Regions from separate parts of the Homo sapiens genome. Here region 2 is linked to region 1. Evidence: chromatin loops called from intact Hi-C (ENCODE). Cell type or tissue: CD14-positive monocyte. All regions are shown on one strand. Links, peaks and the distances in the headings refer to the core of each region. The heading gives the core; the rest is flanking DNA. Region 1 overlaps KIF26B (kinesin family member 26B). Region 2 overlaps KIF26B (kinesin family member 26B).

Region 1 (16,056 bases), core at 4,676-12,675:
AAAAACAACACGCCTTTACCGGAGAGCAACACAGCCACTGACAGCAAGCTCAATCCGCACAAGTCCACCGACAGCAAGCCCAATCTGCCCAAGCCCACCCACCGCGAGCCCAATCTGCCTAAGCCCACCCACCGCGAGCCCAATCCGCGCAAGCCCAACCACCTCAAGCCCAATCCGCCCAAGCCCCGACTCATCAGTTCTTCACACCCCATATGCTTTCTTTTTAGAGTGTTGCCCCCTAAACCATTCATGATGAGTACCTTTCACCATCTGTTTTTTTCTTTTTACCCTCTTGGAAAAGAGGAAGGTCACCTGAAGGTCACCACTGGAAAACCTTGCTGGCTCTGGGGAGTTATTGGTCTGTGACACTGTTCAGACTTGGGCTGTAGGCAGTCTGGTACCTGTGCAGCCTCTCTTTTATTTGTTTACTTTTATTGTAAAACCTGTGTGCAAAAAAGTATATGTAGTGTAAAGATAAGGTTTAAAGAATAGTGGTGAAAAAGAACATCCATTTACCCTCCACCAAGCTTGAGAATTTTTTTTTTTTTTTGAGGCGGACTCTCACTCTGTCGCCCAGGCTAGAGTGCACTGGCACAATCTTGGTTCACTGCAACTTCCGACTGCTGGGTTCAAGCGATTCTCCTGCCTCAGCCTCCGGAGTAGCTGGGACTACAGGTGCCCACCACCATGCCTGGGCAATTTTTGTATTATTAGTAGAGACTGGGTTTCACCATATTGGCCAGGCTTGTCTCGAACTCCTGACCTTGTGATCTGCCTGCCTTGGCCTCCCACAGTGCTGGGATTACAGGCGTGAGCCGCTGCGCACCGCAGCTTGAGAATATGAGCAGCACTTTTGAAGTCCCTACGCAATGCGGCTTCCCTCATCCCTCCTTTCCCTCTCTAGCCCATCAGAGGCAACCACTGTGCTGAATTTAGTATCAATCAACCCCTTGATATTAATGTAGTTTTTTAACCACATATTAAATATTTAAATAATGTATTGCTTAGTCGTGCTTCCTTTTGAACTTTTTATCAATGGTATATAGTATGTATTTTTCTCAACATACTGATTTTCTAAATGTTACTTTTAAAAAGGTGTATCTGTGTTGATTTAGCTACAGTAATTTTAAAATTAGGATTCATATTCCTTATAATTTTATCTCTGGGGAATTTTTGAGGATCTTCTTCCAGAAAGGACTGGGGTTTTATTTCTCCAGATACCTGGAGTATTATTACCAGCCCAAGGCCTCCTACAAATACATTTTGGGTTTTTTTGAAAACGCAGGTGGTGTAAATTCTGACTCCAGCCCTAAACTCAGGCAGGCATTTCTTCATTTCATTTATTGCACCCAGAACAAAGTCTGAGAGGGGCCTGTATCCTCAGTTCATTTCTGTGGGGCAGGTTTTTGTTTGAGTAAACCCACTGAGTGTGTTGACCTTTGGGGAATCCTAGTTTTTGTAGAGTTCTCTCATTTAGATTCCTATACTTCTAAAAATGTAAAGCAAATACCAATAAAATAGCATACCAGATATTGGTTATCTTTTGCCCTAATGTGGTGTAACAAGTCACCACAAAACTTAGTGATTTAAAATAATAATTTGGCCGGGCGCAGTGGCTCATGCCTGTAATCCCAGCACTTTGGGAGGCTGAGGCGGGCGGATCACCTGAGGTTGGGAGTTCAAGACCAGCCTGACCAATATGGAGAAAACCCCGTCTCTAATAAAAATACAAAATTAGCCGGGCGTGGTGGCGCATGCCTGTAATCCCAGCTGCTCAGGAGGCTGAGGCACAAGAATCACTTGAACCTGGGAGGTGGAGGTTGCGGTGAGCAGAGATCGTGCCACTGCACTCCAGCCTGGGCAACAAGAGCGCAACTCTGTCTCAAAAAACAAACAAACAAGCGAACAAAAACAATAATTTATTTTTGCTCTTGTGTCTGGGAGTCAGTTAGGGTCTGCTGGTCCAGGCTGTGCTCAGCTCAGCTTGGTGCCCCGCTGTGGGCTGGGTTCAGCCTGCTCCACACGTCTCTCATCCTCCTCAGATCCATAGAGCATGTTCTCCTCATGGCAGTGGCAGAATTTATTCCAAGAGTGCCTAGCAGAAACATGCATGAGCAGAAACATGCAATGCCTCCTAAGGTCTAGACCTGATGCACTTCCTTTCTGCCCATGCTCCGTTAGCTAGAGCCACTCATGTGGTCCTCAGTCCAATAGGAAACATATTCTGCCTCTAGTGGAAGGAGCGGCAAAGTCACATGGCAGAAGGTCTAGATACAGGTAGAGAATCTTGATCATTAATTCAATTTGCCACAGGGAAATTGCTTTCCTTTACCTCTGCTTGCTAGTGCTGTGGATCTGTGCTCACTGAATTCCATTCTCAAACGTTTACATTTCCTGAGGGTTTGATTTATTACTCAAGTATGTTCATCTCTACTCCTGAAGTCTCTCAGGTGGGATATTCCAGATGAGATATTTCCTAAAATTGAAAAAAAAAAAAAAAAAGGCCAAGTGTGGTAGTGGCTCATGCCTGTAATCCCAGTACTCTGGGAGGCCGAGGAGGGAGGATCACTTGAGCCCAGGAGTTTGAGACCAGCCTGGTGCCCCACTGTGGGTTGGGTTCAGTCTGCTCCACGTGCAAGCAACAAAGCAAGACTCCATCACTACCAAAAAATTTTTAAAAATGAAAAATAAAAATTAGCCAGGTGTGGTGGTGCGTAGTTGTAATCCCAGCTACTTGGGAGGCTGAGGTGGGAGGATTCCTTGAGTCCAGGATTTCAAGGCTGCAGTGAGCTATATGGCACCACTGCACTCCAGCCTGGATGACAGAGCAAGACCCTCTCTCTAAAAAAAAAAAAAAAAAGGAAAAGAAAAAAGAAAAGAAAAAGAACATCAGGAGAATGCCAACTCAAGAGGTTCACTGCTTCCCCCAGCTTTGCTACTTTGGCAGGGTAGGGCTCCTGAGAACAGGAGTTCCTGTGGGAGAATCGTTTCTTACAACTTACTCATCATACGTCAGGATGTCACCTGGTCTCTGGGGGTACCTGTGGATAACCTGTGGCCGGGATGGGTAGGACAAGGTAAAACAAAACTCAAACTCAGGTGGGTGTGGTGGCTCATGCCTGTAATCTCAGCACTTTGGGAGGCCAGATCCACTTTTGGGTGGATCACCTGAGTTCAGGGGTTTGAGACCAGCCTGGCCAACATGTCAAAACCCCATCTCCACTAAAAATACAAAAATTAGCCAGGTGTGATTGTGCACACCTGTAATCCCAGCTACCCAGTTGGGCGAGGCACGAGAATTGCTTGAACCTGGGAGGCGGAGGTTGTAGTGAGCCAAGATGGCACCACTGCACTCTAGCCTGGGCGACAGAGTGAGACCCTGTCTAAAAATAAAAACAATAAAACGTGTCAAACTCACACATTTTAAATATTGATTCTTAAGCCACTGAAGAACTATATCCTCATTGTGCTGAAAAACAATGGGATACAAACTTGTTCTATTTTCAAGACATCTAGATCTTTTGTTATATTTACAAGAAAGATAAATTAGGTGGTGGCTATTCATAAATTAATGAAAGATTCCTCACTTTATAAAAGGAGTTGGTGCAAGGTAAATTTAAGTAGCAAACTTTTCCAAAACATTAAAAATTTCATGCAATTTGAAAATTTTGGCTGGGTGCGGTGGCTCACGCCTGTAATCCCAACACTTTGGGAGGCCGAGATAAGCAGATCACTTGAGGTCAGGAGTCTGAGACCAGCTTGGCCAACATGGTGAAACCCCATCTCTACTAAAAATACAAAAAATTAGCCAGCTATGGTGGCATGTGCCTGTAATCCCAGCTGCTCGAGAAGCAGAGACAGGAGAATCGCTTGAACCCAGGAGGTGGAGGTTGCAGTGAGCCGAGATCTTGCCACTGCACTCCAGCCTGGGCAACACAGCAAGACTCTGTCTCAAAAAAAACAAAATTTTTTAAAAAATTTTCTTACAACTTTTCAGAAACCTGTTTATCACATATAACAGGAAATATTTGCAGGTCTGGGGCTATTTTTCCATTGTGGTGATCAGTATATATTTTTAATGATTTCATTTCATTTTTATTAAACTTTTTTTTAAGGATTCATATATGGTTCATTTCGTGTACTGGTTAATGTTTGTTACTTTAAGCCATTAAAAAGCAGAATTTGAGTCTTACAATTGGACACTGTTTGCATATTGTTTTAGTTATTTCTAGTTTTTTGTAAAGTATATAAATGCGTTTTTTTCTTCCAAATTATTGGTCGGATTGTGTAATTATTAAGAGCCTTTGATCTGAGGGTCCCTGTGTGTCTCATCTCTCTCTCTCTTTTTTTTTTTTTTTTTTTCCTGTGGCGGAGTTTCGCTCTTGTTGCCCAGACTGGAGTGCAATGGCACGATCTCGGCTCACCGCAACCGCCACCTCCTGGGTTCAAGTGATGCTCCCGCCTCAGCCTTCCAATTAGCTGGGATTACAGGCATGCGTCACCACGCCCGGCTAATTTTGTATTTTTATTAGAGACGGGATTTCTCCATATTGATCAGGCTGGTCTCAAACTCCCGATCTCAGGTGATCCGCCTGCCCTGACCTCCCAAAGTGCTGGGATTACAGGCGTGAGGCACCGCGCCCGGCCTGATCTCTTTACTGACACGTGCCCACAGGGGAGCAAGGAATTCCTAACTTCAGTAGTAACTTGGGAATTTCATTGAAAAGTGACAACTCCTTTCCATCTTTCATACTTATTTTTCCCACCATCTTCTGGGTTTTGATAATTATCTTTTAGGTACTCCAAGAGTACTATGATAGGCTTAAAAAAAAAAAGAACAGAAAAGGAGACAGCTGGGAAATCCACCAGCAGAATCAAGTTCCATATACCAAATTATTTTTTTTCATATTTTCTTACATATTGTTTGTACCATCTCTTCATCCCACTCTACTTTCGGAGCGAGCATTATTCCTGGAAGAACTTTTGTATTTTCTCGGAGTCCATCTGCTCTGAATACTTATCTCCCACCTGAGGCCATCATGTTCCATTCGGAGCATCGTAATCATTTTCACAGCAACTAAACATGATTTCACACACAGCAGATTATGACTTCTGTGGGGAGTGAGCAGTGTAAAATGATTAACCCCTTAGGACAGGGACCCCATTTCACACTAATCTCCTTAGCAACCAACAGAAGACAGGAAAATGGACAGCATAAATGGATTGAGGATAATGCAGCATCCCATTTAACGATCAGTTCTAAATGCCTCCGGAACATACTTCCAACCAGAAATGATAGCTGATGCCAAAGAGTATTGAGCAAATGTCCCTGGAAAAGGTGGCACTCGTGTGGAAGAAGGACATGGGAACATATGCCGTAAAGATTGGGGGTCCATCAGGGATGAAGTCTTGCCTGACTGTGGTGGGCCGCTGGGCCAGTAGGACTCCCGGAGAGACAGCATCACAGAATGCATGGATGGTGGGGTTCCGAATGGCTTAAGTCTAAATGAGTTGATTCTACTTTTGTCTAGTTCCGTTACGTTTTGGGGAAGAAGAGCTATACCATGCATAGGTTTGTGAATTAGTTCTTATAACCTCCCTATAATTACAGAAACAAGGATAACCCAAAGGTCTTGATTTTTTTTTCCTAAAATATTTCTTTTTCCCTAAAAGACTTCATGGCAATTGAATACCCTGTTTTCAGTTTACTATTGCTAGTTCAAGGAAGGGAGTTTTTACTGGGAAGAAGAAAGTCAATCTAAACAATGCCACAACTGTTTGTTTTTTTTTAAATAACCTTCCATGCCTATGACACAGGCAGCTAACATAATGGGTTCCATTGTATTTGAATGCTTCTGAAGTTAATGCTACCTTTTTCTGCATGACTTACATATAGAGGAAGTCGGGTTGGTTTGTAGCCAATGGCTGTTAGATTTGATGACTAACAGTAGGTATCTCAGTAACAAAATGTTTCTCTCTCCATCACCATTAATTTTGGAATCTTCACCAGAGCTGATTGATCAACTCAGACAACACTCTTTATAAAGTATAATGAAATTAGAATTTTGATTTAGTCGTAAATGTGGTTACAGGGTGGGATTTGAAAGCATCTTCTGTCATTGAAGAGAAGACTATCATCAAAGAAATTACCGGCATGCTATAGGAATCCAGGCATTGTGGAACCTTCTGTTACCCCAGGCAATTATTATTATTGTGATTTTCGACTCGGCAAGTGTATGGACTTGAAAAAATCATCTAATAAACATTTATTATTAGCTACCCTTTGCCTGATAGCAGAAAATGAGAAGGAACCAGATGCACCCACTTTAATTAATTGGTGTAATCAGGAGTGGTATGCGACATCAAGGGTGAAAATTGCTGACTTAAACTGTGGCTTTGTGGCTCCAATGAAGTCTTGAAGTCTTTTTTCCCCTTGAATAACAACAGAATCAGAGCCTCTGGATTTTCCTTTCTCATCCATCTGAATTTCTTTCCTTTTTTGGGGGTGGAGGTGTGTTCAATTGAAACTTTTGATGTGGTGATAGGATTCCCAATTTTTCTGCAGGAGAGTTGGGAGTTTATTCCTGAGTTTTCTCAGTTCATTCAAAAGACCAACAAAGAGAGGAACAACATCAGGAAATGTAATGGAAACAATACATGTTATCCTCCTTTTGCCTGAACATGGTACAGATTGAAGTAGCAACCCTCTGCTTAGAAAAACCTTTTCTGTTGTTCCCGACTAAGCAAACCATCCTTTAGGTCTCTGCTTAGACATCACTTTCTCTGAGAAGTCTTCCCAAAATACCCTCCCTCCCAAACCACCCTACCCTCCATCCTTCCTCCAGCTCTGTTAGGCTTCCTTATTCCCGTCTTAGCACTTCATCCACTTTATTTTAGAATTGCCTATTTATTGTCTATATCCTCTTTTACTTGGGGTCAGGCACTGTGTCTTGTCACCTCTATATCTCCAGGATCTAATACAGAGCCTAGCATTCAGTAGGTGCTTAATCAAACCTTTATTGAATGAATGAATGAATGAATGAATGAATGAATGGAAGTAGTGTCTGTCTCACCTAGGTATACCTTACTCATGTCTGCATTTTCAGTACCTACTGTCACTGGAAAGGAGTTCCGATCCAGACTCCATGAGAGGGTTCTTGGATCTTATGCAAGAAAGAATTCTAGATGAGTCCATAAAGTGTAAGCAAGTTTATTAGAGAAGTAAAGAAACAAAAGTATGGCTACTGCACAGACAGATCAGAACCGAGGGTTGCTGGTTGCCCACTTTTATGGTTATTTTTTCATGATATGCTAAACAAGGGGTGGATTATTCATGCCTCCCCTTTTTAGACCATGTAGGGTAACTTCCTGATGTTGCCATGGCATTTGTAAACTGTCATGGTGCTGGTGGGAGTGTAGCAGTGAGGACGACCAGAGGTCACTCTCGTGGCCATCTTGGTTTTGGTAGGATTTGGCCGGCTTCTTTACTGCAACCTGTTTTATCGGCAGGGTGTTTATGACCTGTATCTTGTGCCAACCTCCTGTCTCATCCTGTGATTAAGAATGCAGCCCAGCAGGTCACAGCCTCATTTTACCCAGCTCCTATTCAAGATGGAGTTGCTCTGGTTCAAATGCCTCTAACCCTACTTGGTGTATCAGTTATCTATTGCTGCATAACAAACCACTGCAAAACTTAGTGTCTTAAAACAGCAGCTATTTAGCCATGATTCTGCAGACTAGCAGTTTAGGCTGGCCCAGCTGGTCAGTGCTGGTTTCAGCTGGGCTCCCTCATGTGTCTGTGGTCAGCTTCCAGGCCGTTGAGTGCTGGGTGTTCTAAGTAGGCCTCAGCTGGGGGTGTTGTCTCTTTTCCCTGTGATCTTTTATCTTCCAGAAGGCTAGCCTGGGCTTTTTCAAGTGGCAACTGGGCAGGGCTGTAAGAAAGGGAGCAGAAGTATGCATGACCTCTTGAGGCCCAGGCTCAACTGGCACATCATCACTTCTGCTGTATTTTCTTGGCTGCAGAAGTCACAGAGCCAGTCCTGACTTAAAGGGAAGGAAAACTGACTTCTTTGAGAGGAGGAACTGCAAAGATAGGTTTTAAAGAGGCAGGGATACGTGGAGGAGAGTAATTGAGGACATTTTTGCAAACAATCTATTATTCTTGGCATAGTGTAGGTACTCTAAAGCACTTGACTACTTTGAGTCCAACAAGTATTAGATTTAGCCCAAGTCTTGGAAAGTCTTCCAAAGAAGATAAAATTTCTCTTTGGTTGCATTCTGAATCCCTGCCCTTCCCCATCTCCTATTCCCTGATCCCTCCACTGCTTTGTGACCCAAGCATGCAGGCCTTGTGTGGCTGTCAGCGCCCAGGTCCTCCTATTCAATGGGTGATACATCCTGGACACCTACTGTTCTCCTGAGCATCTTGTATAAACTAGACCCCACACCCGACGGGACCACAGCAGTGAGCAAGAAAGACAGATTCCTGTTCTCCACTGGGAAAGATGGATGTTTGACTAGAAACTACGAAATGGATGTTTGACTAGAAACAGGTAACAGAGGGGACCTGCCTTGTTGAGGACCTGGCATTTAAGCTGCGACCTAAGAGGTGGGTAGGAAGGGGTGTTCTCGCCATGGAGGAGGTGGCGGTGACAGTGTGGGGCCCAGAGACGGTACGGTGGAGCACTTTTCAGAGAGAGGGAGTGTGCAGAAGGGCCCTGGTGCAGGAAACTGGGAGAGGACAGAATGGCTTCAGCTCAGGGGTGAGGGATGGCAGAGGTGTGCCAGACCGGGTCTCCTGGGGCTGGGTGAGCCAAGGCACTTTCCCAAGAGATGACTGGAAAGCTGTTGAAGGGTTACAGACACAGGGGAGGTGACCCAATTTACTTTTTAAAATCATCCTGGGCTGCATAGATAATACATGTAGAGGCGTGCAAGGCTGGACATGAAATTCCTTCCATTCTCCACCATCAAAACACTCTACCCAGCGGGGTGTGAGGAAGAAAGCAATCCGATGACATCGAATTCGCACTAAAGTTACTGAGAACCTTGTCATGGTATTTGTTCAAATCTTGAGTGTGCAGTCTTCGAAACCCTCTGAGCTCTGTTCCAGACTGTCCTCTCAGCCTTGAGTGCACATGGGGCACCGGAAGCTGGTGCACTGGGGAAGAGAGGGAACCGTCACTGCCAGCTGCCCGGTGGTGCAACCCCCATTCATTCTGATGTGGGCTGGCTGGCTGGCAAGGCGGCAGAGGGGCTCAGTGTCGCCGTGTAAGTCCTCAAACGGTCCTTGCTAGTGGCTCACTTTAGAGGGGATGGTGCACGGCTCCTTTTCCTCGGGATCTCAGAGCAGGTGCTTCACCTGCCTCTACTTCCCCCTTGCCCATATTCCCCCCATTGGGTACTATTTTACCTTTTCATTGGATGTCATTTAAAAAATGTGGTAACTCAGCAACACCTTTCACTGCCTTAGGCATCTGGTTTTCTGTGTGACACAGAGGCCTTCCTTCTGGCGCTGTCTCCCGGGAGCATCTTCAGGCAGCATTTCTCTAACTTCACTGAATGATTCTGGAAGTGGCTGGCAGATCACTGTCAGTGGAGTCAACCAGATGTGTATCTGCTAGGCCATTTCCCTTTCCACCTTCCCTCGGTTCTCGCTGGGTCACAGAAGCAATGTCATAACAACACAGCTTCCTCCTAATGAAACATCTGCAGCCACCCTCTGGCTGACAGTTCATTAACCTTGTGGCCCAAACTGCTTCGGTGCCGTCCCTGCTCCTGAATTTTAACATTCAGAGTTTTCTTCAAAGCCCAGGTCTGCTTATCAATCATGTTCAATATTAGGTTACTTACAGAATGAAGTCATTATCTTTAATGTTTAATAACTGTGCCACAAAGATAATATAATAAAATCTGAGAAATGTAATTGAGAGAGGCTTTTGACTCAAGTCTTGTGTGTGTGTATGTGTGTGTGTGTTTAATCTTTCCTAATCCTATCCCCAAGGCTAAGAAAAACCTTGTTTTCGCTCTGTCTTCTACTTGGTTTGTCTCTTTTGTTTTGTTTTTGCTTGGCAATGTCCTGATCAGTCTGTTTTGGTGATGGCTGAGTCTGGGGAGCTGGCAGCAGAGATGATGACACTGGGATTGACACTATGCTGCAGGAGGGGGTGGTTGACGGCCACAGGAGATGTTGTGGGGTTGGACCCTTGCAGGGCATGGATTTGGTCAGGTATGGGGAACAAATGACCAGCGTGGACTCTGCTCCTGACACAAATGAACAAAGTGCCCAGATCTGATTCCCCCAGCCCTGGTGGCTTCCAGGTCTTTGAAGGTAGAATTGAGCCTCACAGCAGATGGCTCCTGGTAGTGAAGAGATTCTTGGGCAAAAGCCTGGTCATTAAAGAAGGAAGATTTCTTTCTTTCCTTTTTTTTTTTTTTTTGGAGATGGAGTTTCACTCTTGTTGCCTAGGCTGGAGTGCAATGGCGCAATCTCCACTCACCGCAACTTCCACCTCCCGGGTTCAAGCAATTCTCCTGCCTTAGCCTCCTGAGTAGCTGGGATTACAGGCTTGTGCCACCATGCCCGGCTAATTTTGTATTTTTAGTAGACATGGGGTTTCTCCATTTTGGTCAAGCTGGTCTTGAACTTCCAACCTCAGGTGATCTGCCCGCCTCGGCCTCCCAAAGTGCTGGGATTACAGGCGTGAGCTACTGCACCCAGCCGATTTCTTTTTATTTTTTTGTTTAGGAAAATGTATAAAATGGAATGTAGTCATTTTGCTTTGTCTTCTTGGAAGAAGCATCAATATGAATAAGTCTTTGAATTTGCAAGTTAAAACTCTGATTTTCCATGGGCAGAATCCGGGTGAGAAATAAGTCTGTTTGACTGTTTTGAGTTCTTCCTTTAAAGAATATAGACCATGATGGTGGCCTGTGTTGTGTCCTGAGGGGCTGTGTACACGGAGTCTATGGCAAGGTTCATAAAACGCTTAGAGGTTTTTCAGAGAAAGGAGCTATAGAAATGGAAGGTGGCACAGTTGTGTTGGAAACCTCCCACGGGGTCTCCAGGCTCTCATTTCCCTCCAAGTCATAAAGTGAGAGGATCTGTGGTAAGTCTCCCCCTCTCCCCTCCCCTCCCTCTCTTATTCTGTTCTCAAGGCAAGAAGCAAAGCATGAGGGTCTAACTATACAGGACAATCCTTCCACGGTTCCTCTGCGCAGTCCCATCTTACATCTTTGGAGGAGTTGGATAGCTTTTCTTTCAAAATTTTACAATAATTCCTTTCCTTTTTCTGAATTGCTTTATGAGTTGACTTGTCTTCCTAAGGAGTCAAAGTTAACAAGACTACCCTTGAACAATGTGAAACTCAACCAGGTATGTAGCAGGCTTTTGGTTTTTTATCTAAATGGTTGAATTTCTTTTTTGGTCTAGCTGTATTAGGAATAGAGAGAAGAGAATTTCTGGAAGTGGAGACCAGGAAAGGGTTCAGACTAGTTCTTATTATTATTACTTTTTTTTCCCTGAGACAGAGTCCCGCTCTGTTACCCAGGCTTCTGGAGTGCAGGGGCATGATCTCGGCTCACTGCAACCTCCACCTCCCGGGTTCAAGCAATTCTCCTGTCTCAGCTTCCCGAGTAGCTGGGATTACAGGCACCCACCAACAGACCTGGCTAATTTTTGTATTTTTAGTAGAGATGGGGTTTCACGATGTTGGCCAGGCTGGTCTCGAACTCCTGATCTCAAGTGATCCACCTGCCTCGGCCTCCCAAAGTGCTGGGATTACAGGCGTGAGCCACTGTGCCCGGCTGGGTTCTTGAGGGAGCCAGGCTGAGTTCTGCAGATGCTTCTGTTTTTGACTGCTCTCATATTTTCTAAAGTACATCCTAGTCTCTTTCAACTCATGGGGAAAATTGCAGAGAGTTAGGGCCCGTATAGTATGTGACACCAATCAAGACATAAATAATGAAGCATAAACATGTTTTTAAAAAACCTGTTATTTGGGATGGAGAGAAAATAACCCTTTTCAAACATTCGATATAACTTTATACATCCTAGGGAAATGTTTACACACACCATTGGTTTAAAATTTTAGCTGAATTATTTTGATACTTCAGTTCAACAAATGGTCAATTCAGTCAGTTTTTTAATTGATTTTTCACAAAATGGAACCGGTTGACTGCTTGACTCAACTAGTCATTTGTGTGATACAGACGCAGGCTTAGAAGAATAAGGTTGAACTGGGCAGTGGCAGATGGCTAAGGTCGAGTTTAAGGAAGACACAGAGAACTCTACCCATGGGTCCGTATCATGGGTTCCTGTCCTCACATCCATATCATCAGTTCATTTAGTGAATGAAATCATAATCCCTGCCTCTCAAGGTCTCATTTGATTTCACATTCAGTGGCGTTTTCAGTCTGTGTTGAAAGCACATGAGATGTTGACGCATTTGCACACATGGTGAGCCAGGAAGGAGGTGACGAGAGTGAACTGGGAAGAGATCATTTGAACATTAGAGATGACGATTCTGTTTACTATTTTCTTAAGTCCTTACTGGAAATATTACTTTTCATGGACTAGAACTAATTGGAAGTAAGATATCCTGTAAGTCCATTTAGAAAAAATTCTTCCAACTAGTTCTGAGCACGCTGGATTTGCCTGAGAAACTCTTTGGGCTGCATTCTGAGGGTGGCTTGGGTGGATTTGCCTTGACTTGATGGCCTTGAGGAATAAGGAGGCCTGAATGGGCGTGAAACTGTGTTTAGAACTTGAGTTGGCCTGACACAGCTCTGGTTCACACTTGAACTTATGTGGACACTTCTCTGCCTCTCCATTATTCATCTTTGTACCTCCTGCATCTAGCGTAATGTTGAACACATGACAGACGTTCATTAGATGTTCAGAGTCTGGTTGTTTGCCAGCCTAAAATGCTTAGAGTTTATTGAATTGGGTTGTACATGCTACTAGGACCTATGACTTTGGGGAAGGAAGTTTTAGGGTTCAGCAACCTTTCACGTTTTGTCTTTTTTTTTTTCTTATGGGCTAGGATATTTACCCAAGGTAAATTCAGAGAACAGGGGTGCGCAGTGTTACATATGGCATTCCCCACTTAGGAGCAAGTGACTAATATCTGTGTTAACTGAAGTCTGTCTTCTCACAGGTTCTGTGCTGAAGAACCATCTCACTGGCTGACACCCCTTAATAAGACATTCTGAATCTCCATGATTACAAGATTGGAGTGTGTTCAGAACCAGAGGCAAGCAGAATAGTTCAGAGATGTGGGTCGTAATCTGAGTGGGGATATAAGGGCCCCGACACAGGTGCCACCGGGCAGCTGCTGGAAGTGGGTTTGGAGCCGCACAGTGTGCACCAAGGTCAGTCCTGGGTGGGGGACGTGCAGCCAAAGGACCATCCCTGCGGGATTCAGACTCCAGATCCCCTGCTTTCCCATCGCCATGGGATGCCCAGAATGTTAGGAACAAAATCCTTGCTCACGAAGTCGGCCTCACTTTTCCCTGCCCAGCTACTGGCTTCCACGTCCTCGTCTTTATGAACTTTCCATCATGTGTCTAGAATTCCATCCCCTCTGCTCCCTGCTGATTCATGCCCGCCATTTTCCTAGGGAGCTCAGTCAACATTCAGCTCTTCAAAAATTCTTTTTCTGGCCTCATCTCAGGACTGTACTTCATTTTGTAGTTTTTCCACACAGAACTTGTAAGCACTCTTGAATCATTTCATTTATGTCCCGACTTTTTAGCTAGCACGCTTAAGAGCAACACAGGCCTTGTTTTTCTGTGTATATGCTGAAGCAAGCAGAACTGACCTACCCAAACTTAATAGTATGAACTGTGTTAATATAAATTGTCAGCTCTGGAGATTTTATTTGATTCTCAAAGTAACTCTGTGAAGGCCAGGCATGGTGGCTCACGCCTGTAATCCCAACACTTTGGGAGGCCAAGGTGGGTGGATCACCAGAGGTCAGGAGTTCAAGACCAGCCTGGCCAACATGGTGAAACCCCATCTCTACTAAAAATACAAAAATTAGCCGGTCGTGGTGGCACACACCTGTAATCCCAGCTACTTGGGAGGCTGAGGCAGGAGAATCGCTCAAACTCAGGAGGTAGAGGTTGCAATGAGCCGAGATCACGTCACTGCACTCCAGCCTGAGTGACAGAGTGAGATTCTGTCTCAAAAAATAAAAAAGAGCAATTTTTATTATTTCCATGTTTACAGATGATGAAACTGAAATTCAGAGAGGCCAGGTGACTTAACTAAGGTCACACAGCCAAGTGGAAGGCAGAGGTGGGATTTGAGTCTTTGCTGATTCCATGTCTATTATTCTTTCTACTGCCATACACTGTCTTTCTGGTTTGCTGATTCAATAAATTTTGCCTTGAAAAATTAGAGTCACAATTGTCTTTTGAAAGCCTTTCTTTGGAGGAAATATCCTCTGAGAAACTATGATTTTTTAGAAAATAATTGGACTTAGAGAAAAGGAGTAGGCTCTGCCTAAGGAAAAAATGTATTACTTAGTCCTTTATCAAACATTTATGGGTTTACTCTGTACTGTGCTAGTTGATGGGAGTGGGACTAGGGTCAAATGAGGACATGGTTTCTGTCCTCCCTGAACCCATAGCCTCGTGGCTTGGAGATGGGACACCATGGTGGCAGATGTTGTGTGTGCTTGTGAATCTGAAAGACTGATGCCTGATGGGCATCAGTTTTTGTTTGTTTGTTTGTTTGTTTGTTTTTGAGACAGAGTCTTGCTCTGTTGCCCAGGCTGGAGTGCAGTGGTGTGATGTTGGCTCACTGCAACCTCCACCTCCCAGGTTCAAGTGATTCTCCTGCCTCAGCCTCCAAAGTAGCTGGGATTACAGGCTCCCACCACCACACCCAGCTGATTTTTGTATTTTTAGTAGAGACGGGCTCTCACCATGTTGGCCAGGCTGGTCTCAAACTCCTGACCTCAGGTGATCTGCCTGCCTCAGCCTCCCAAAGTGCTGGGATGACAGGCATGAGCCACCGCGCCCAGCCCTAATGTTCTAACTCATAAGGAAATTTTACCTTCATTCACTACGAGTAGGCTCATACTATACAAATATTAGTTTCTAGAGTCCATTGATGGATGAAGAGATAAACAAAATGTGGTCTATGCATACAATGGCATATTCTTCAGCGTGGAGAAAGAATGAAAGATACGTGCTATAGCGGTAACATGAACCTTGAAGACATTATGCCAAGTGAAATAAGCTAAACACAAAAGCACAAACATTGTATGGTTTTGCTCATGTGACAGGCAAAATCATAGAGAAAGAAAGTAGAATAGAGGTTGCCAGCAGCTAGAGGGAGGGAGAATGGGTGCCGAGTTTCAGTTTGGGAAAGTGAAAAAGTTCTGGGCATGGCGATTGGTGATGGTTGCAAAACAATGTATGAACCACTGCATTAATGTACTTCATGCTCTTGAATAGTACACCTAAAAATGGTTAAATTGATAACTCTCATGTTACATATACCACACAGAAAATTAGTTTTCAGAATAGCTGACAAGCTATGCTTAGATATGTCTTTAAGGCAGGAGGAAGATGGCAGTGGTCATAGCAGTGTGTGGAAAGCAGGAGAGACCCCACATGTCACCAATTAGCTCTCCAAATCCAGAAAACATCAGGGATGAACAGCCTCCGCTGCCCATGATCCGCGAGCTGTTTCGCTAGCATTCCGAACAATTCTGGCAAAGGCGGAAACACTGGACCAGGATCTGGGTGACTCTTTCACAGTTGATTGGGTAAGGAGAAGCGCTGTTCTCAGAGAAATGAGAACATGTGTCTTGGAAGGCTGCCTTTGCTTAATGTTCTACACGATCCAGGAGGCCAGATGGCATTTTATGTGGTTTTCACAACTGTGATTTTGGATTGATTACTAAACCTGTTTGTGTTCCTAACCCAGCTCGCTGCCTCCCGCCTGCCTTTTAGCTTAACGCTCATTCCCAGAGCTCAGTTTGAACAGGCGCATTGTTTTTATTCTGTTCCTTATTATTATTGCGTTGGTGCCAGCCTTTACTA
Region 2 (16,056 bases), core at 3,910-11,909, 49 kb before region 1:
CGCCAGCAGCAGTGGGCCCATTAGCCAATCCGTTGGACACCCGGTGGCACACAGGCTGGCTCTGCAGGAGGTCCTCCTGGCCTCCTGCCCCTGTGTCTTTCAGAAGGCAGAGTCCGTGGGAGAGATCTGCTTCCCCATCCTCCTGCCTGGTGGAGCTGAGAGTGTCAACTGACACTGTCCCTTCGGCCTCCTCCTCTGTCCCTACTGCGCTGGGTTGAGTTGCCTGTGGAGGGGCTCCGCTTCCCTTCCTTTGTGGAGCTGATGTGTTCAGGAAAATATTCGAATATGTTAGATTTGTATAAACTAGGTCATTACTCTCTTGCTTTAAGGTTATACTTCAAAGGCCATAGTTAATTAAAGGTAGGTGTCCTTTGTCATTCAAAGTGAACATTTGTGTCAGTTCAATAATATTTGCTTTTAAATTTCCGTTAAGACATACGGGTTGGGTGTGGTGGCTCATGCTTGTAATTCCAGTGCTTTGAGAGGCTGAGGCAGGAGGATGGCTCGAGGCCAGGAGTTCCAGACCAGTCTCGGCAACATAGCAAGATCCTTTCCTTAAAAAAAAAAAGAAAAATTAGCCAGGCATGGTGGCATTCACCTTTAATTCTAGCTACTCAGGAGGCAGAGGTGGGGGGATCGCTTGAGCCTAAGAGTTTGAGGTTGCAATGAGCTATGATCACGCCACTGCACTCGAGCTTGGGTGACAGAGACTCTGGAAACAAAGAAAAGAAAAGAAAGGGAGAGACGGAGGGAGAGAGGCAGGGAGGAAGGAAGGGTTCAGAATATAGAAAGAGGGAAGGAAAGGAGGGAGGGAGGAAGGGAATAAGGGTTCAGAATATAGATAGAAAGGAAAAGTCCACAGAAAACTGGAGTAAAGTCTGAAGCTCCTGAAATAATAGTCAGTGTGCTAAGCAGGAACAGTGTGTACAATTTTAAGACATGAGAGTGAAATACCGGGTTTGTCATTTGCATAAGTTTTTGAGTAGTTAGAATAAACAGTGCTTATCGCCTTCCCAAAACACCCCACCACTATAAGCTGCTTGTACACACTGCATCACTTATTTTTTTTTTTTTTTTTGAGACAGAGTCTCGCTCTGTCACCCAGGCTGGAGGGCAGTGGCACCATCTTGGCTCACTGCAACCTCCACCTCCTGGGGTCAAGTGATTCTCCTGCCCCAGCTTCCCGAGTAGCTGGGACTACAGGTGTGCGCCACCATGCCTGGCTAATTTTTCTATTTTTAGTCGAGACGGGGTTTCACCATGCTGGTCAGGCTGGTCTCGAACTCCTGACCTTGTAGTCTGCCTGCTTCGGCCTCCCAAAATGTTGGGATTACAGGCGTGAGTGAGCCTCTGGCATCACTTATGTTTTAATGACCAAGGTGTATACAGGTAAGAAAGTTAAGCATGTAAGTGCCAAGTTCATGTCTTGGTTCTATCATTTACCAGCCATGGGCTTTGGGCAAGTTAGTTTTAACCTCATTCAGCCTCAACGTCTTCAACTCTAAAATGGGAATAAATGTTGCCTCCATCATAGATTTATTGTGAAAGTTAAAGGATATTGCGTATAAAATGGCTTAGCATAGTTCCTGGGACGTAATTGACAATCAATATTATAATTATTAATATGTGAACTATAGGATTTTTATTATTTAAAAGAACCTTTAAGTGAATTTCTTATAAACCTATAATGTTAGCAATGCTATGAATAAAATTTGTTTTATAAGGTTGAAGTTTGGTATGTTGTATTTTCTTGAAGCAAATTTTATAATGCATGCGACTTGATTTTTCCTTGTCCTTTCCTATTTTTGGTAAGAATGTCTAAACCTGAAAACAATGGAGTGTAGAAATAAAAATACATGATGCGGAATCTGAGAATGCCAATGCTAGGGGAAAGGAATACTGAGTGTGTGTGGCCGTGAGCCCCGTGGGGGCTGGGATTTGCTCGCTGCTGTATCCCCAGGGCAGAACACCATGGGTGGCATGCAGTAGGTGCCTAATCAGTGTGTGTTGCTTGAATAAATGAATGAGACCACATAGCCCAACACCTTCATTTTGTAGATGGAAACATAAGGCACAGAGAAGTAAAGTGACTTGTCTGAAATTACTTAAGGCCGATCTGGGACTGAGTCTCTGGTCCGTGTGATCACAAATGCTTCTAAGGCTCACAACGTAGCAGAATTTGTCTGCAATGAAGATCGTGGTGTCTTCAGCAGCACACTGGCTGGCTGGTTATCTCTCTTTCTTCCTCTGTCCTCTGCTCCCTCTTTCTACTTCTTCCCTTCTTTCTTCCTCCCATTCTTGCCCATTGCCCCTGGTGGCGTGTCCTTTGCTAAATGAGGGCTAGACAGATGTAACTTACAGCTCTGTCTCATACCACGCAACTCTAAAGTCCATCCTTAGACTACGACTTAGAGCAGATGTGAATGTTTAACCTCCCTTCTCTCTGGACATATGGCATCATCTTATTTCTCTGTTAGCTGGTCTGCCCTCCTGCCACCCATTTCAAGGCACTGTTGGCTCCTGGAAGCCATCTGGATGGAGTTTTTGTAACGGGAAAGTGCTCCTCCAGCACCCAGGAAGCCTTGGGTGGGTGATGGTCCCTGTGATCACCCAGCCGTGGTAAGGCCTGCTTCCCTTGCTTAGCAAAACCGTACCCTGGTGGATGGTGATGCTGCAGCCGGGGCCCAGGGGGTCTATGAGCATCATGGCAAAAAAGCCTTTATGGGAGCTCCCAGTTTACTACTTTCAGCCTTTCGGAAACACACACATTTCCTTCCATTCTTTACTGGCAACACTGTCTTTTGTACAGACTGTATTTGTTTGGATTAATACAGGGAGTCTGCAAATTTTTGTTCAAATAAGAATATTGTAGCTGGGTGCAGTGTTCCACACCTGTAATCCCAGCACTTTGGGAGGCCAAGGCGTGAAGGTTGCTTGAGCTCAGGAGTTCAGAGCCAGCCTGGGCAACATAGTGAGACCTCATCTCTGCTAAGTAAATAAGTAAAAATTAATCAGGCGTGGTGACATGTGCCTGTGGTCCCAGCTACTTGGGAGGCTGAGATGGGAGGATCACTTGAGCCCCGGAGGTCGAGGCTGTGGTGAGCCATGATTGCACTACTGCACTCCAACCTGGGCAACAGAGCAAGACCCTGTCTCAAAAAAAAAAAAAAAGTTGTTATTTGGCCAGGCATGCTGGCTCATGCCCGTAATCCCAGCACTTTGGGAGGCCAAGGCAGGCAGATCACCTGAGGTCAGGAGTTCAAGACCAGACTGACCAACATGGTGAGACCCCATCTCTACTAAAAAAAATACAAAAATTAGCTGGGCATGGTGGCAGGCACATGTAATCCCAACTACTCAGGAGGCTGAGGCACAAGAATCACTTGAACCCAAGAGGCAGAGGTTGCAGTGAGCCGAGATCGCACCACTGTGCTCCAGCCTGCGTGACAGAAACTTCATCTCATCTAAAAAAAAGAATATTGTCATTTGAGAATCACAAAACTCTGATCTTTTTAAACATAGGAGAGTGATATAGAGCAGTGCTTCTCAAACTGTATTTGATGAAGGACCAGTTTTCAAATTTTCCATATCGTGTTGCAGATCAACCTATCCATCAAAGACAATAAAAATGAATAGAAAAATGGAAAAAAATCCCAAACCCAAAAGACATTAAAAAGTCCTCAATTTTTTTTATTACTCAGAACAATTGGGCTGGGCATGGTGGCTCACACCTGTAATCCCAGCACTTTGGGAGGCAGAGACGGGTGGATCACTTGAGGTCAGGAGTTTGAGACCAGCCTGCCCAACATGGCAAAACCCCATCTCTACTAAAAATACAAAAATTTAGCTGGGTGTAGTGGCAGGCGCCTGTAATCTCAGCTACTCGGGAGGCTGAGGCAGGAGAATTGCTTGAACCTGGGAGGCGGAGGTTGCAGTGAGCTGAGTTGGTGCCACTGCACTCCAGCCTGGGTGACAAGAGCAAAACTGTCTCAAAAAACAAAACAAAACAAAAAAACCCCAATTGATCTAAAATTATACATATTGCTGCAAAAAATTCTAAATGCTTAGTCTCAATTTCTACACTTCCTTCTGGGTGTTGGTAGCAAACTCTCTGTAGACCCGACTTTGAGGAGCTCTTGATATGGAGACGTGGTTTCTTACGTCTAATTTCGTTTTCCACCATCTACTGCAAGAGTTGTATTTTCTGCCTCACGTCGCTGTCCTTCTCCCAGCCCATTCATTTTACTTCCCCTCTCAGAATGGCCTGTGTAGTGGGAGGCCCAGGACATTTAGTGGAAGATGGACATGGGCAGGAGTTAACGCGTCCTCCAGAGAATGCCTCCATGTTCTTCCGTCATCCGTGCAGATATCAGGCTGCAGTCCCGCAGAAAATGATGATGTTGCACAAGGCGAAGAAGCAGATATTGACATGAGGCCAATAAAACAGGTCATGAGCCAATAAAAATGACCATCTGATTCACTTTCCAGAAGAGCTACGTTTTAATGATTTACTAGAAAGCGAATTCTTTCTTTGCATCAATTTTTATCAAAAACTTAATGCCATTAATAGGTGAAGAACACATTTTTGATTCATTGACTAGGATTATGGTTAGTAAAATGATTTTCTTTTGTTTGGGTTTTCATTGTTGTTTTAGACAGAGTCTCTCTCTGTCGCCCAGGCTGGAGTGCAGTGGCGTGATCTCAGCTCACTGCAACCTCTGCCTCCTAGGTTCAAGCAATTCTTCTGCTTTGGCCTCCATAGTAGCTGGGATTACAGGTGCCCGCCACCACGCCTGGCTAATTTTTTGTATTTTTAGTAGAGACGGGTTTTCACTATGTTGGCCAGGCTGGTCTCAAACTCCTGACCTCAGGTGATCTGGCCTCCCAGAGTGCTGGGATTACAGGCATGAGCCATTGTGTCCTGACCAGTAAAATGATTTTCTGAATGTTTTAGTGTTTTTCCTTCCAAAAGTTGTCTTTCCTGACAGTGTATTTTTATTTTACTATATAAAGAGTCACTTTCCGGCCGGGTGTGGTCACTCACGCCTGTAATCCCAGCCCTTTGGGAGGCCGAGGCGGGCGGATCACTTGAGGTCAGGAGTTTGAGACCAGCCTGGGAAACATGGAGAAACTCTATTAAAAATACAAAGATTAGCCGAGTGTCATGGCGCACACCTGTAGTCCCAGTTACTCAGGAGGCTGAGGCATGAGAACTGCTTGAACCCGGGAGGCGGAGGTTGCAGTCAGCCGAGATCGTGCTTCCAGCCTGGGCAACAGAGTGAGACTCTGTCTCAAAAAAAAAGAGAGTCATTTCCCGTGAAAACCACGTGGTCTTTCTGCATCCCTAGGGGTTATTCTGGTGCCTAACGACTTCCTGAGTCCACTTTCGCCGCTTCCATGGCCACATTCGCTTTATTTTTCTCTTCTTAGGGGAGGGGAAGGCAGGGCATAGTTGCTGTAATTTGTAGAGTTGGGTTGATCAGTCGCACCTTAGTGTATATACCTCAGTGTGGAAATGTCTGAAAATTGTAACTTTGGGTTTGTAGAATTTGTTTTCCATTTCATAAGTCCTGGAATTTTAAAGTCCTGCATTTTCGGTTCGTTTAGAGGAAGCTGCATATACACATACATGTACAGACATACGAGTGTGTATAGAATGTGGAGAAATACCACTGCCCTCAGACTCTCGTGAGATTATATTTAATCTTTTTCCTTCTAGGGAAAATTTCAAAAAGGTAGGAGGGGGCTCGTGATATATTAACATTTTTACCAAAAGCTCTGTTAGGGCTGGAGGGGAGACAGCAGAGAAGAGCAACAAGGGAAGTTTTAGTGAGATATAGCCATATCAGAAAAGCAACAATACATTTAGGGAAGCTGGGAGAGGCAGGAGATGCCGCTGTGGGAGGGAGCTGGAAGGCTACAGGGACCTGCCAGAGGGAGGCTGGAGGCTGTGGGCCAGGTGGCTCAGGGAGGCTGGAGGAAGGTCAGAACCAGCCTGGCAGAGAGCCTGAAGTGACTTGGAGAATGAGGTGGAAAGAAACTTGCTTCCTCTGTGCCCTGAGCTCAAAGATAAAGGACTCTGGCCCGGCCCAAGGTCCCTGCCCCCAGAGTCCCCGCCCAGGGATCATGGATCTCCACCTTTTCCTACTCTTGGGTCTCACAGGGCCTGGGGATTGGGAAACAGAGTATTGCCAAGCCTTATTAAGCAGCTGTTTATTGGGTCAGAATACACCTGTCAGGAAAATCATCGGTAGTGAGCAGTTTCTTCCCGTTACCAGTAAATGTCGGAATTTCCTGAGTGCAGCTCTGAAGGATTTAGAGGTGTCATTCCCAGAGATTAGCAGGGACCTAATCTGTGAAGTGAAGGTGGAATGACCAGGATGGCCAGAGCCAGAGGAAGACCACGAAGCCAGAGGGTGCCCCGACAGAGGAAAAGCGGCCGGTGGGTTTTAGATCCTCATTTGGCCAGAGGGAGGCAGCTGGATCGGCTTCTCCAGAGCCTGCTGGCTGGAGGTTGGCTGTCCGTGGTGGTCTGGTTCTAAGTAGGAGAAGAGGTGGAACTTGGAGCTGGGCACCAGCTGGCACTGCTGTGTTCAGAGCATGGGAGGAAGCAGCAGCAGCAGAATCCCAGGACCCCCAAAGTGGGAGAAGGGCTCCCAGGTGCCTTACAGGTCACAGTCGAGGGCCTTCTTAAAAGCTGGCCCAAACCTGCCCTTTCCTTGCAGCCCAATGGCCTCAGGAGACAGTGACTCACGCTGTGTCCACCTGTGTCATCCTGTGGACAGCTGGAGGTCCACGGGAACAGCTGCTATGGCGGCGGACACAGCCCCGTCCAGGGCCCATGGCAGCCCCAGCTGGCTGCCCGCTCCCTCCTGTGGGCAGTGCTTCACAGCGGCAGCGGGAGCACTGGGTGCAGCCTCTGGAAGGTCTGGAAGGTGCTTGCTTTGGGGACTCGGCCCTGGTGGATCCCCTTAGCCTGTGGTATGAGCTCAGTCCCCATTTCTCAGGTGGCCTTCAAGGCTCATTCCTGACTCACCCAGCCTCATCTCCAGCCATTCGAGATGCAGGCGTTGTCATTCCTTGAAATTCTCACGCCTTCTAGATCCTCTGTGCTTTTCATCACACTATTTCCTCTGCCTGGAATGTCTGTCTTTGCCTGGGAAACAAAAGAGAAAAATGCCTGACTGTTAGATTTAAAATAGCATCTCAAAGCTCACGTTATTTTTAAATATTTCAAACACATAGATAAGAATAGAGAATAACATAATCCCAGTGCTTTGGGAGGCCATGGCTGGAGGATCTCTTGAGGCCAGGAGTTTGAGACCAGCCTGGGCTACACAGCGAGACCCTGTCTCTATGCCTTCCCCCCCCAAAATAGGGAACATATTGAATGTCCGGCATTAGCGTTATCAGATCTTACTGCTATGCCGTATGTACTTCAAATCTCGTTTTATTTTAAAGAATGAAACAATAAAGATTTAGCTGAGGCGCTCAGGGTGCCCTTTCCCACTCCTGGTCTCCTTCCTTGCAAAGGATAATGTCTACCCTTGTGTTAACTAGCCCATGTATGGTGTTCTCATTTGAGCTAGATATTCTACCTAAGAAATCTAAACACATACATTGTATTGGACTAATAAAAAGTTGTATGTAAATTATATATTGTGCATGACCAGCAATTGGCCTTTTCACTCAATATGATGTTTTTGAAATTTATTCAAGTTGACACATGTATAGTATTAGCAGCTGCATGGTGTTCCATTGTATATATATGTGGTTTTTTGTTTGTTTGTTTGTTTGTTTGAGATGGAATCTTGCTCTGTCGCCCAGGCTGGAGTGGAGTGGCGTGATCTCGGCTCACTGCATCCTCTGTCTCCCGGGTTCAAGTGATTCTCCTGCCTCAGCCTCCTGAGTAGCTGGGATTACAGGCACGCACCACCACAACTGGCTAATTTTTGTATTTTTAGCAGAGACGGGGTTTCACCATGTTGCTCAGGCTGGTCTCGAACTCCTGACATCATGATCTGCCCGCCTTGGCCTCCCAAAGTGCTGGGATTACAGGCATGAGCCACCGCGCCCAGCCATATGTGGTTTATTTACTTCTCCTATGGATGGACATTTCGGATTTTTCCCTCAGTTACCTACAGTGCTGCTGTGTGCATTCTTGCATATGTATTCTTTTGCACCTACATGGAAGTTCTCTGATATATTCAGAGGAGAGAGGAGGTAAACTGTCAAGTCATAAGTTGTACATGTCTTCAACTTTACAACTTATCACCAAATTGCTCTCCAAAGTGGCTGTTCCAGTTGGACATGCCCATCCTGTTTCTCCCTTGCCAATACTTGTCTTTATCAAACTTTAAATATTTGCCAATCACATGGGTGAGAAGTGCTATCTCATTGTTTTAACGAGCATCTCCCTGGTTCCTGGTGAGATTGACCATCTTTGCAAATGCCAGTTGTGTTTCCCCTTCCATGACCTAAATGTTCACATCCTTTGCCCATTTTTCCATTTGATGCATATGTTGTCCCTACTGATGTAGGGTATGGATTCTATATATATACATACATATATATATATACACACACACACACACACACACACATATATATATACACACATACATAAAAGGATCTTTTGTTGGCTATGTGCATAACGTGTTTCTCCTCCCAGTCTGTGGTTGGTCTTTTCACAGTGTTTAAAGAGTCTTTTTAAACAAAAGTTTTAACTTCAATAAAGCCAAATTTACCCCCATTCTTCTGTATTGCTTATGCTTTTTGAGTGGTTTATCTAAGAAATACAAACTCCATCTGTAATAAAAATACAAAAAAAAATTAGCCAGGCATGGTGGCACACGCCTGTAGTCCCAGTTACTCGGGAGGCTGAGGCAGGAGAATCGCTTGAACCTGGGAGGTGGAGGTTGCAGTGGGCCGAGATCATGCCACTGCACTCTAGCCTGGGCAACAGAGTGAGACTCTGTCTTGTAAAAATAAAAAAGAAGAAAAAGAAAGAAAGGAAAGGAAAGGAAAGGAAAAGAAAGATACCCTTTCTATAGCCTTCTATTTTTTATTTTTCCCTTTTTTGACTTTTGAGACAGGGTCTCACTCTGATGTCCAGGTTGGAATACAGTGGTGTGATCATGGCTCACTGCAGTCTCCAGCTCCTCACTCAAGCAATCCTCTTGCCTCGGCCTCTTGTCCTGTTGAGTAGCTAGGACTACAGGCATGCACCATCATGCCTGGCTAATTTTTATTTATTTATTTATTTTTTGTAGAGATTGGGTCTTGCTATGTTACCCAGGCTGATCTCGAACTCCTGGCCTCAAGCAATCTTTCCACCTTAGCCTCCCAAAGTGCTGGGATTGTAGGAGTGAGCCACTGTACCTGGCCTCCTTTTATATTTTTTTCTAAATATCATTCTATATGTTCTTCTAAAAGCCCATTTGTTCCATTACTCTGAAAGACAATCCAAGATACGTCAGAGTCTCTTCTTGGGAAATATGGAATGACGTCTTGCATATTGTCATGATATGTAGTGGGTGGGTAAAATCCGTGAAAGGGTGAGTATTTTGCTTTTAAAGTTCTGTGACTATGGGATGGCACTCTAAGCTTCAGCTGCAGTTGGGAAAGACTTTTGCTGTAGACCAATTTTATTGTACTTAGTCGAGTTCTAGAGGGAGCCAGGCCCAGAAAATGAGGGGGACATTTACGTCATGGAACACAGAGGAAGACTCATGAAATGGCAAGAGACCCTCCCCTCCCCTGACTTCCAATGTGACACCCGTCTTCTCTGTCCTCTCTCTTCATACTGTTGTCTTAGGTGTTCCTTGTAACCAGACTTCAAACTATCTGAAAACGTTTGTGAGAAGGAACACACAGACACGCACACTCACACACACACACACACACACACACACACACACACAGAACTGCTTTGGACTTGGATACTTCCTAGTCCTCCTGTTATTCCTATGAACGATTCCTTCTGTTCTTCTAAGTCCCTTCTACTTTATTCAGAGATTATCATCATGACTGCTCATGATGGCAGTCAGTTTATCCAGATCACAAGTCAGAAGGGTGAAATCGGCTGAAAAGAGGATGAAATGTTTTAAACGCTCAAGAATTTCCAGTCACCACAGTCCTGAGGTTCGTTGTTTCTTTTCTGTCTGAAAGCTGTAGAACTCCATGCAGGGAGCCTGTGAGCCTCGGTGGGCTGATGAAACACTCAGAAGAAAAAAGAACTTGATGGAGGCAGTTGCCTGTTTAGCAGACGGGATCTGAATGGAAGGTCTGAGGGTCTGCAGATGTCAGAGCTGTCCATGGCTTTGCCTGGTGTCTGTCTGAGCGATCTGGCCTTTGTCCCTGATGCCTAATCTGCCTGTTTGTCTCTCTGAGATAGCCACCAGGTGGTCTACTGATGATCAAAGCCCTCGATGGTGCAGACTGCTGTCACCCCTCGGCTGAGTCCCAAGATGGGGAGTTTGAGAATGCCGAGTCTTGCTGTTGCCCTTTCTGAATGGGGTGATGCCTGGTCAGATTTCAGTTTCCTGGAACATGTGTTAATGGTTCTCAGCAGAGGGTAGGGCTTTATTTACACACCTGGCTCAGTCTAGACTGCAGACCTTTCAAAGGTTTGCAGAGCGGCCGGGCGCAGTGGCTCACGCCTCTAATCTCAGCACTTTGGGAGGCCAAGGTAGGCAGATCACCTGAAGTCAGCAGTTCAAGACCAGCCTGGCCAACATGGTGAAACCCCATCTCTACAAAAATACAACAACAAAAAAAATTGCTGGGTGCGGTGGCTCATGCCTGTAACCCCGGCACTTTGGGAGGCCGAGGCGGGTGGATCACGAGGTCAGGAGTTCAATACCAACCTGGCCAAGATGGTGAAACTGTCTTTACTAAAAATACAAAAAAGCCGGGCGTGGTGGCGGGTGCCTGCAATCCCAGCTATTCAGGAGGCTGAGGCAGAGAATTGCTTGAACCCAAGAGGCGGAGATTGCAGTGAGCCGAGATCACACTACTACAGTCCAGCCTGGGTGACAGAGTAAGACTCCGTCTCAAAAAAAAAAAAAAAAATTAGCCAGGCATGATGGCAGATGCTTGTAGTCCCAGCTACTCAGGAGGCTGAGGCAGGAGAATCGCTTGAACCTGGGAGGCGGAGCTTGCCATGAGCCGAGATCGTGCCACTGCACTCCAGCCTGGGCGACAGAGCGAGACTCCGTCTCAAAAAAGAAAAAAAAAAAAAAAAAGAAAGGTTTGCAGAGTAACTTTGTGTGGCTTTCTTGATCAACTGTGGGTGGACTTAAGATTTACAGCCGAATAAAGGACTTAAAAATACAGCCCTGGAATTTTTGCCTCTTCAAATGTCCTTCTTGAAAAGAACCCCTTTCAGAAAGTTCCACTTTTTAGGTGGAGCCCCCTGAGCCAACGCTCTGCTCTTCGGAATCATTGATCTGTCTGGGGATGAGCAATGCTGTTGTCTTCATCATCCTCGTCTTCAGCAGCATCAACAGCAAGGTGAATATTTAGCTGGTACACATACAGGTGGCCACACCACTCACCACCTGTTAAAATATTGAGACACTGCCACACGTGTTGGTCAAGAGCTGCTGCTCTGAGTCCCAGTCTCCCCACCACCCAGGCCCTGCCTCTGGGATCTCTGGGACCTCCCCACAAATCAGCAATGAAAGCGTTGGCACCTGACCCCACAGTGGGTCTCCAGGGCTCTGCTCAGCACTCCAGCTGGTTTATATTCTGGTAGGAAGACAGACACCCACACACCCACTCCCATAGTCATTGAGGAATCCATTCTGATTGATGCCCATGCCACAGAGTTGTTAAATATCGTGAATTTCAAGTCATCCTAAGACAAAAATCTGGGCTCTTTTCTTTGGTTAGAAGACAAAGGAATTCCAGCGTATGCAGAGCTGTGTACTGGGTTCTTTGGAGACATTATAATATATATAGATGGGCCCTGAAAGGCTTGCTTGTAAGGGCAGAACACACACACACACACACACACACACAGACACACACACACAGACACAGACACACACAGACACAGACACACACAGATACAGACACACACACACACACAGACACAGACACACACACACACAAACTTAAAAAAGCAACATGTCACCACATTGACACTGATGTAGATTGTAAGTGCAGAGGGGCCAGAGGGTAAAGATCTAGACAGATTGTTCAGAGTGTAAATCACTTAGTTTTCTGTGTTCTTAACAGTGCCTGCCACTGTGGCTGCTTAGGATTTCTTTTCTTTTTTTAATATTTAAAATTTTGGCTGGGCATGGTGGCTCGTGCCTGTAATCCCAGCACTTTGGGAGGCCAAGGCCGGTGGATCACTTGAGGTCAGGAGTTTGAGACCAGCCTGACCAACATAGTGAAATCTCATCTCTACTAAAAAAAAAAAAAAAAAAAATTAGCTGGGCGTGGTGGTGCTCACCTATAATCCCAGCTACTCGGGAGGCTGAGGCAGGAGAATCGCTTGAACCTGGGCAGGGAAGGTGGCAATCAGCCGAGATCCTGCCAATGTACCCCAGCCTGGGCGACAGAGCGAGACTGCATCTTAAAAAAAATAAAAATAAAATTTGAGATGCTTGGAGGAATAGAAAATTGGTGAATGTTTGAGGCAGGACGTGCTAACGAAGAGAAGAGGCTGACATTCTGCCCGAGAAGCAGGGCACGATGGCGTGGCAGCCCTGGGCTGTCGCTGGAGCGAGCTTGTTTATGGAAGTAAGAGGAAGTGGGCCCGAGGGATGCAGAGCAGACTTGCAGGGTCCTGAAGGCTGGAAACTAGATTTTGGGTGTATTAGGAAAATCATGAAGACATGTTGAAGAACTATCAGCCATCTCTTAAACTAGAAGGCAGGCCTTGCCCCAGAACAATTAAGTCATCTGTTTGGAGAAGAGGGAACAGAGAGGAGCCTCGTGGCCTCAACCACTATTTTATCGTGACATTCTGCAGAAATCCTGGCCATTTTTTCTTTTGCTCTCTGTACCTTTCTGAACTTCTCTGCAGGGAAGTGTTGCAGCAGATGCCCTCAGCTCACCAGAGCCCGTGTTAGCCCTGGTTCCGGTCCTCAGTCTCACTGGGTGATAAGGGAAGATGAGGGAAAACTACTTCTATCAGTCACAGCACCAACAGTGCCAACACGGCCGTGCACATCCAAATGGCTTCATTATGCTCAACAGCCTGGGTGAGTCTGAGCCTTACAGCTAAGATGCATTGCTTTTTTTTTTTCCCTCGGTGTGATAAAAATGCTGGTAGTATACTTTTATACCCCAAAATAACTGAGCACATTGAGAAAGACACGGCGACCTACTTGGGAACTTCAGCAGTATTAGCTGGAACGCTGTCTGGACAGTGGAAGGACTTTTTGCAGGGAGCTGCCGTCAGAGGACTGAGAGCCAGCGTTCAGCACGGCATCACTGAGGGCGCCTGGCATGCCTCCGCCTGCCCGTGAGAAGGCACGCTTACCTTCTAGATTTCTCACACTCCTCCAGAGTTGCATTCTGCTTCCGTAACTGTCCTAGAACAGCATTTCCTGTATGAAGATACACAGGTTTGGCCAGAGACTGAACTCTGGTTACTTCCTGAACTTGGGAACAATCCTCACCAAATCCACTAACTATTAATCATGGTCACAGACACTCTCTTGCTTTTGCATGCTCTGCTGTGATGAAGATTGTTGACGCCAAGAACTAAATCGTAATGAGCCCACGTGCTCTTCACAGCAGGCTCCGATAACACTTTGTCGCTTTTATGGTTAAACCTCCTCGTAAAATCTCTCTTTAAGCGAACACGTGATTATCCCCACGGTAGTTTAAACTGAACTTGATTTGTGAGTTTATTTCTTCTTTTCCATCTGAGATGTTTGCCAATATCTCTGACATATATTCTCCTATGGAAATAGCCAGAAAATGATGGATCGAGGAAATCAAGTGTAAATCAGTCTGTACCTCCGAGTGGAAACCAGTCAGTGGGATGTGAATATACTTAATATGTTCTGTTGTCTTGTGTATTGAAGGAGCCTTCATGGAGATTTTATATCTCTGGAGAAACTCCTGCAGGTTGCCTTTTTAGAGAGAGGTTTGAAATAAGAACAAAGAAAGTGAGTTCGCTTTAGCTGAGTAAGGCAGGGGGCAAGTGAAGCAGTGTTAGAGGAGGTAATGTGGCAGCTGTCTATAACAGGTGGAGCAAGGTGATTTTTGTGTGTTTGTTTGTTTTTGGTTTATTTTTGAGATGGAGTCTTGCTCTTTCGCCCAGGCTGGAGAGCAGTGGCATGATCTCGGCTCACTGCAACCTCTACCTCCCAGGTTCAAGCGCCTCCTGAGTAGCTGGGATTACAGGTGTGTGCCACCATGCCTGGCTAATTTTTTGTATATTTTTTAGAAGAGACAGGGTTTCACTGTGTTAGCTGGGATGGTCTCGATCTTCTGACCTTGTGATCCGCCCGCCTTGGCTTCCCAAAGTGCTGGGATTACAAGTGTGAGGCACCGCGCCCAGCCACAAGATGAGTTTTAATGGCCAAACAGAATTCCTGTTTCACAACAATTGACATTGTGTCGGCTCCCTTGTTTGTGCATATGTGTTAATCTATTTTTTTTTTTTTTTTTTTTTTGAGTCTCACCTTGTCGCCTAGGCCGGAGTGCAATGGCATGATCTTGGCTCACTGCAACCTCCACTTCCCGGGTTAATTATCCTGCCTCAGCCTCCCTAGTAGCTGGGACTACAGGTGCCCACCACCACGCCTGGCTAACTTTTGTATTTTTAGTAGAGATGGGGTTTCACCATGGTGGCCAGGCTGGTCTGGAACTCCTGAGCTCAAGTGATCTACCTTCCTAGGCCTCCCAGAGTGTTGGGATTACAGGCGTGAGCCACTGCATCAAAATGCAATTTATTTTGGATACTGAATGCACAGAACTGATCTGGGAAGCATTGCTTTGTTTTGGAGTTTGTCCAGGACAGGTTAGAATAATATTAACATTTGATCTGAAGGCAACCTTACCTAGATTATCTATAAATTGTTATACCACGAGACAGAAGAAATCCTATTTTCCCACTTAATATCTGTGTTAAAAATTATCCTCCAAATATCTATCAAATTTTAAAAATTATGAAACATATTAAAAAATTTAAATCTATAGGAAATAATATAACATGATCCGTGTAGCTTTCATGCATATTTAGCATGTTGACATACTTTCTTCAGATGTGTTTTTTAATAGAAACATTATTGTCGAAGGCTTCTTATTTCCCTCTTCTTTCCATCCTGTTGCACTTTCTTTTTCCTTAGAGATAACCAAAATTAGCCTCCTACATACTTTTATGGGTACCTACATCTCTTTGTAGGTAGGCGTATTATATATAGTAAAGTACAATACCGTATATTTTGTATGCTTTAAAATTATTTAATATGGTAAGATGCTCCACATATCAGTTGAGAACTTGACAGTTTCAAGATTTATCTATCCATTTGGTTTATTTGAACTGTGGTATAACTTTCTGATGAATGACTGTACCTTGATTTACTTAGCTTTTCTTCCTGTGATGGACACTGTTACAAGCGGTGCTATAATAAACTTGTGCAAGTAACTCTTCATACCTGTCTTGGTCATGTAATGTGCTGGCTCACAGGACACATACATAGTCTTCAGCTTAACTAGATGTTGCCAGTTTGTTCTCCAAAATGGCTTCTCTGCAAATCTCACTACCATTCCATATTTTCAGATTCTAAAATCCTGCCATCCTCAGATGAGGATAAAACGATGTTTTCTTGTTTTGAGATGGAACATCTTTTCATAGTTTTATTGACCATGGGAGTTTTCTCTTTTAAGAATTGCCTATTCATTTTCTTTGCCCGTGTTTTTTCTCATTGTATTGTCTTATTTGTGTCCATTATTGTAATTGAATTTTAGGATATTTGAATGTAAATCTTTTGTTATCGTATTGGGGGTTCCCAAGACCACTTCTAGGCTCAGTAACTCACTAGGTTGCTCAAGAGGCTCAGCCTATAGTCCTACTCACAGCAAAGA

The links. Hi-C counts contacts between places; a loop is a spot of excess contacts. Peaks named below come from ENCODE experiments on the same cell type or tissue, not always from the same donor. Only the 100,000 strongest peaks of a DNase experiment are listed, where the experiment ranks them.
Region 2: it touches region 1 in a loop (2.1-fold over the local background); 3 of 110 quality-filtered maps call a loop at or near these places.

What each region holds. Positions count from the first base shown.
Region 1 is chr1:245,283,156-245,299,211 of GRCh38, forward strand. The region is part of intron 2 of KIF26B (kinesin family member 26B); the gene reads left to right. It also overlaps the pseudogene DNAJC19P8. Among named protein-coding and RNA genes, the nearest start is that of KIF26B-AS1, 57 kb to the left of the region's middle. In CD14-positive monocyte, for the core only: no CTCF peak of the experiment used is centred there; a DNase peak (open chromatin) is centred at 9,656; H3K27me3 peaks cover 4,593 bases.
Region 2 is chr1:245,234,870-245,250,925 of GRCh38, forward strand. All of the region lies in intron 2 of KIF26B (kinesin family member 26B), which reads left to right. Among named protein-coding and RNA genes, the nearest start is that of KIF26B-AS1, 8.4 kb to the left of the region's middle. RefSeq lists an enhancer at 1-192. In CD14-positive monocyte, for the core only: no CTCF peak of the experiment used is centred there; no DNase peak of the experiment used is centred there; H3K27me3 peaks cover 7,481 bases.